2 separate regions of the Homo sapiens genome follow, and region 2 is linked to region 1. A link is an interaction called in ENCODE POLR2A ChIA-PET data of the cell type or tissue named here. Cell type or tissue: Panc1. All regions are shown on one strand. Links, peaks and the distances in the headings refer to the core of each region. The heading gives the core; the rest is flanking DNA. Region 1 overlaps RYR1 (ryanodine receptor 1). Region 2 holds the start of MAP4K1-AS1 (MAP4K1 antisense RNA 1).

Region 1 (2,906 bases), core at 215-2,714:
GAGTACAGTGATGCGATCTCCACTCACTGCAACCTCAACCTCCCAGGCTTAAGTGATCCTCCCACTTCAGCCTCCCTGAGTAGCTGGGACTACAGGTGCACGTCACCATGCCCAGGCCTGGCTAATGTTTTATTTTATTTTTTGTAGGAAGAGGGTCTCCCTAGGTTGTCCAGGCTGGTCTTGAACTCCTGGGCTCAAGAGATCCTCTTTCCCTGACCTCTCAAAGTGCTGGGATTACAGGTGTGAGCCACCTTCCCTGGCCTGACTATTCCTTTTTTAAAAAACTTTGTCTAACCTTTTCATCGAAATACATAAATATAATACATGCATGCAATACATAGACACACATGATACATACATATGTATTATATAACCTACATATTAAGAAATATCAACCTGGTGAATTATCACAAATGAACACACTTGTGTAGCCAGCACCGAAGTCAAGAAATAGGACATTTCTGGTCCCTGGAAGTACTATCATGGCCCCTCCCAGCCACTCCCCCTTCCTCCTCCTGAAAAATCATCCATATTCTAACTTCTAGGCTAAAAACTTTTTAAAATTTTTTCTTTCAGCTGGGCGCAGTGGCTCATGCCTGTAATCCCAGCACTTTGGGAGGCCGAGGCGGGCAGATCACGAGGTCAGGAGATCGAGACCATCCTGGCTAACACGGTGAAACCTCATCTCTACTAAAAAATACAAAAAAATTAGCCGGGTGTGGTGGCAGGCACCTGTGGTCCCAGCTACTCAGGAGGCTGAGGCAGGAGAATGGCGTGAACCCGGGAGGTGGAGCTTGCAGTGAGCAGAGATCGCACCACTGCACCCCAGCCTGGGCGAGACTCCATCTCAAAAAAAAAAAAAAAAATTTTCTTTTTTTCTTTTTTGAGACAGGGTCTCGCTCTGTCGCCCAGGCTGGAGTGCAGTGGTGTGATCTCAGCTCACTGCAACTTCTGCCTCCCAGGTTCCAAGTGATTCTCCTGCCTCAGCCTCCCACTCAGGAGTACTTAGCTGGGACTACAGGTATGCGCCACCACGCCCGGCTAATTTTTGTATTTTCAGTAGAGACAGGGTTTTTGCATGTTGCCCAGGCTGGTCTCAAACTTCTGAGTTTGAGACTGAGTTTGAGTGATCCACTCTCTTTGGCCACCCAAAGTGCTGGGATTACAGTCACGAGCCACTGCACCCAGCATAAAATTTCTTTTTTTTTTGAGACAGGGTCAGAATCTAAGTAGGTTCACATATTTTATTTTATTCATTTACTTGTATTAAAAAAAAACAAACCTTATTGAGACAGGGTCTATCTCTGTTGCCCAGGTTGGAGTGCAGCGGTGTGATCATAGCTCACTGCAGCTTTGACCTCCTGGGCTCAAACGATCCTCCCACCTCAGCCTCCCAGTCCCAGCCTGAGGCAAGGACTACAGGTGTGTGTCACCATGCCTGACTAATTTTTGTATTTCTTTTCTTTTTTTGTAGAGACAGGGTCTAGCCATGTTGCCTAGGCTGGTCTCAAATTCCTGAGCTCAAGTGATCCTCCCGCCTCAGTCTCTCAAAGTGCTGGGATTACAGTTGTAAGCCACTGCACCCGGCCCCAAACTTATTCTTATCTGCTCGTGAACATTAAACAGATGGTAAAATATGTAGTTTATTTCTTGGTTTTCTGGCTTCTTTCATTCCACCTAACATTTGTGAAAGCCAATCACATTGTGCATAGAAACAACTTGTTCACTCCCACTGCCGTGGAGTCTTCTGTTGTATGAATAAACCACAATTTGTTCATATTTACTGATTGAAAAATTGAACTATATCCAACAGCAGAGAATGTCACACGACCACCAAGACAAAAGAGGTGAATCTATACATCTTTTTTTTTTTTTTTTTTTTTTTTTTGAGGTGGAGCCTCGCTCTGTTCCTAGGCTGGAGTGCAGTGACACGATCTCAGCTCAGTGCAACCTCTGCCTCCCAGGCTCAGGCGATTCTCCTGCTTCAGCCTCTGGAGTAGCTGGGATTTCAAGCCTGCGTCACTACGCCTGGCTAATTTTTGTATTCATAATAGAGACAGGGTTTCGCCACGTTGGCCAGGCTGGTCTCAAACACCTGACCTCAGGTGATCTGCCCACCTCGGCCTCCCAAAGTGCTGGGATTACAGGCATGAGCCACCACACCCGGCCTATATGTCTTTCATGGTGTATTGTTGTGTTAAAAAAAAAAAAAAAGCAGCTAAGTGTGGTGGCTCACTTCTGTAATCCCAACACTTTGGGAGGCTGAGGTGGGAGGATCACTTGACCCCGGGAATTCAAGACCAACCTGGGCAACATAGTGAGACCCCATAAAAATACAAGAATTAGCCGAGCATGTTGGTGTGAGTCTATAATCCCAGCTACTCAGGGGCAGAAGCAGAGGATCGCTTGAACCCAGGAACCGAGGCTGCAGCAAGCCATGATCATGCCACAGCACTCCAGCCTGGGCAACAGAGAGAGACCCTGTCTCAATAAAAAAAAAAAAAAAAAAAGCAAACTATTCCTTACGGTGTTGTGCATAGTGACAAAGAAATCGACACAATCTAAATGTCCAGCATTAGGAGAATGATTTAAAAAAAATCACACTGGCCAGCTGCATTGGCTCACAGCTGTAATCCCAGCACTTTGGGAGGCCGAGGCAGGCAAATCATGAGGTCAAGAGTTCAAGACCAGCCTGGCCAACATGGTGAAAATCTGTCTCTACTAAAAATACGAAACTTAGCTGGGCGTGGTGGCATGCACCTGTAATCCTAGCTACTGGGAAGGCTGAGGCAGGAGAATCACTTGAACCCGGGAGGTGGAGGTTACAGTGAGCCGAGATCGCGCCACTGCATTCCAGCCTGGGCAATAAAGCGAGGCTCTGTCTCCAAAAACAAAAACAAACAAAA
Region 2 (2,906 bases), core at 183-2,682, 75 kb before region 1:
GGCTTGGGAGTTTCAGACAAAGGGATGGGGCTGAGGGAAGGGATGGAGGAAAGGAAGTGGTATATGGGATCCTATAACTTCCTGCTTCCCCCTACATACACACACCCTGCAGGAAAGACCCCCCACCTGTATTCTCATAGCATCCTTGGCCTGCTGGAACGGAAAGAGACCAGAGCAGGAAACCCCATCGCTCACATTAGCCCCCACCGCCTACTGGCAAGGTACCAGCTCCCAATGAATGGCACCACACAGCCTTATAATTCCTCCCATGCCCCTCTGCCTCCTGCTGTCCTACCCCCCTTCACACCTACCTATTCTCCAGGAAGAACATGGTTTCCACCAAGATCCAGGACACCAAAGGCTGCCGGGCGTGCTGTGTGGGTGAGAGAGAGCTTCACGGGTGTGCAGAGAGTGGGCGGGGCCAGGCCAGAGGAGGGGCTTGAACTGCATCCACCTGAGAAGGTTACAGAGTTAAGGCAATGTGTCCAGAACCCAGAAGATGGGTGGTAGTGTGGGTGGCGAGGAGGATAGAGGGCATTGATCTTGACTCATCCTTGCCCATGCCACAGCGGAGGGTGCGAGCTCTGGGGGCCCGTTCCTGTGCGGTGCATTGGAGACGTCCGTTGTCCTGCTTCAGTGGTACCAGCCCATGAACAAATTCCTGCTTGTCCGGGTAAGGGGCTTGGGAGGGTGCTGGGAACTCTGAGGAGTGGGTGGCTAAGGCCTTGCACCCTTTGCGCTTCTATCAAGAGCTCCATGAAGCCCCACCTCCGTCGAGGCCCCGCCCCAATCTCCCGAGGCCCCGCCCACCTGCGGTCTGCGCTTGGAGCCTCGTCCTTCTGAAGCCATCCTGATCCTTAAGCGCCGCCCCTCACACCTGGGCCTAATTATTCCTCAGGCTCAATGCTGCCACTCCCTGGGTGTCCTAGTAGAGCCCATTTAGAGCCTGTCTCTTTGAGTGTCTAAGCAGGTTTTGCTATCTTTGGGGCCCTGCCCGTCTGCCGCCAAGGTGGCATGCCCCCACATGGAAGCCACACCCACTCGGAGGTCACGACCCCCGTTCCCGCGGAGGCACCAGGCCTTATCCCCTGACATTTCTAGACGGCATCCCCCAAGACTTAGGGCCCTGGTTCGGAAGTCCCAGGCCAGCTACAAGCCACGCCCCCTGAGGCCCCGTCCTGAACCACCCCCTAGCCCGCCCCTCCCTGTGCGGCCCGCAGCAGGTGCTGTTCCCACTGCCGACGCCTCTGTCCGTGTTCGCGCTGCTGACCGGGCCAGGCTCTGAGCTGCCCGCTGTGTGCATCGGCGTGAGCCCCGGGCGGCCGGGGAAGTCGGTGCTCTTCCACACGGTGCGCTTTGGCGCGCTCTCTTGCTGGCTGGGCGAGATGAGCACCGGTGAGTGGGGCGGAGTCTTGCTGAGGGCGGGGCTTATCAGATCCGGAGGGGCGGAGCTGGAGGCGGGGCTTCGCTTAGCCTGAGGCACTACGGGACTGAGAAAGGGCTGGAAGGGCGGAGAAGGGAGAATGGCAGGTTTTAGTTAACTGGGGAGATTGATGATGGGGTGGGACCGGGATGGTGGGCGGGGTTTAGCCCACTTGCTTGTGAACTGAGGCGGTGGCTAAAGCACAGGTACTGGCCTTCTGGGGGTGGTGTGGGGAAAGGGGAATGGGGTGGGGTCAATCCTTAACCCACTCCCCCCAAACAGAGCACAGGGGACCCGTGCAGGTGACCCAGGTAGAGGAAGATATGGTGATGGTGTTGATGGATGGTGAGAACCCTCCTTCCTCCCCTTCCTCCCCACCCCTCCAGCTGCAGTCCCTAGATCTCTGCCTCCGAACTTGTGCTTCTCAGAACCCCCTGAGCCCCTCTGGGCCTTGCCCCTGTCCTACATAGCTTTCACACTGAATTTATGGATTGGTCCCTTAGTAACCCTCTAAGCCTTGCTCACAGTTCTTAAAACCGTCTATCTCCTTCCAGGCTCTGTGAAGCTGGTGACCCCGGAGGGGTCCCCAGTCCGGGGACTTCGCACACCTGAGATCCCCATGACCGAAGCGGTGGAGGCCGTGGGTCTGTGCAGGGACGGGAGAGCCCAGGATCAGGGGTGGAAACTCAAGTGATCCCCAAGGGTAACGGGCATTGCTTTCTCCCCAGCTATGGTTGGAGGTCAGCTTCAGGCCTTCTGGAAGCATGGAGTGCAGGTGTGGGCTCTAGGCTCGGATCAGGTAAGCCCCTCCATCCAAACTCCACATCACTGCCCCCCAGCCTCCATCATGACATTCATCAGATGGGCTCCGAGAACTCCTGAGTCAGAGTGTGAAGTCCTGGAGGGGAAACATCTTCCAAATTTCAGTTCAGATAGATCCCCTTCTTTGCCCCAGGATTTATTTTTTATTTTATTTTTATTTATTTATTTATTTAAGACGGAGTTTCACTCTTGTTGCCCAGGCTGGAGTGCAGTGGTGCGATCCCGGCTCACTGCAACCTCCACCTCCCGGGTTCACGCGATTCTCCTGCCTCGGCCTCCCAAGTAGCTGGGATTACAGGCATGCGCCACCACAGCTGGCTAATTTTTGTATTTTCAGTAGAGACGGGGTTTCACCATGTTCATCAGGCTGGATGGTCTTGAACTCTTGACCTGGGGTGATTCACCCGCCTTGGCCTCCCAAAGTGCTGGGATTACAGCTGTCAGCCACCACACCCGGCCTATTTTATAGATAGATAGATAGATAGATAGATAGATAGATAGATAAAATTTATTTATTTTTGGAGATGGATTCTTGCTCTGTCACCCAGGCTGGAGTGTAGTGGCGCGATCTCGGCTCACTGCAGCCTCTGCCTCCCAGGTTCAAAGAATTCTCCTGCCTCAGCCTCCTGAGTAGCTGAGACTACAGGTGCATGCCGCCATG

Evidence for each region. Peaks named below come from ENCODE experiments on the same cell type or tissue, not always from the same donor. Only the 100,000 strongest peaks of a DNase experiment are listed, where the experiment ranks them.
Region 2: POLR2A ChIA-PET joins it to region 1 with 6 read pairs; 6 of 35 experiments call an interaction of 5 or more read pairs at or near these places.

What each region holds. Positions count from the first base shown.
Region 1 is chr19:38,519,676-38,522,581 of GRCh38, reverse strand. All of the region lies in intron 67 of RYR1 (ryanodine receptor 1), which reads right to left. Among named protein-coding and RNA genes, the nearest start is that of MAP4K1-AS1, 75 kb to the left of the region's middle. In Panc1, for the core only: no CTCF peak of the experiment used is centred there; no DNase peak of the experiment used is centred there.
Region 2 is chr19:38,594,801-38,597,706 of GRCh38, reverse strand. MAP4K1 (mitogen-activated protein kinase kinase kinase kinase 1) reads left to right here. Exons shown (of 31, transcript NM_001042600.3): 23 at 113-221; 24 at 323-381; 25 at 570-673; 26 at 1,221-1,395; 27 at 1,706-1,768; 28 at 1,978-2,067; 29 at 2,152-2,222. MAP4K1-AS1 (MAP4K1 antisense RNA 1) reads right to left here and starts at 1,360. Exons shown (of 3, transcript NR_134907.1): 1 at 1,271-1,360; 2 at 312-454. RefSeq lists an enhancer at 473-973. In Panc1, for the core only: no CTCF peak of the experiment used is centred there; DNase peaks (open chromatin) are centred at 965 and 1,416; H3K4me3 peaks cover 846 bases.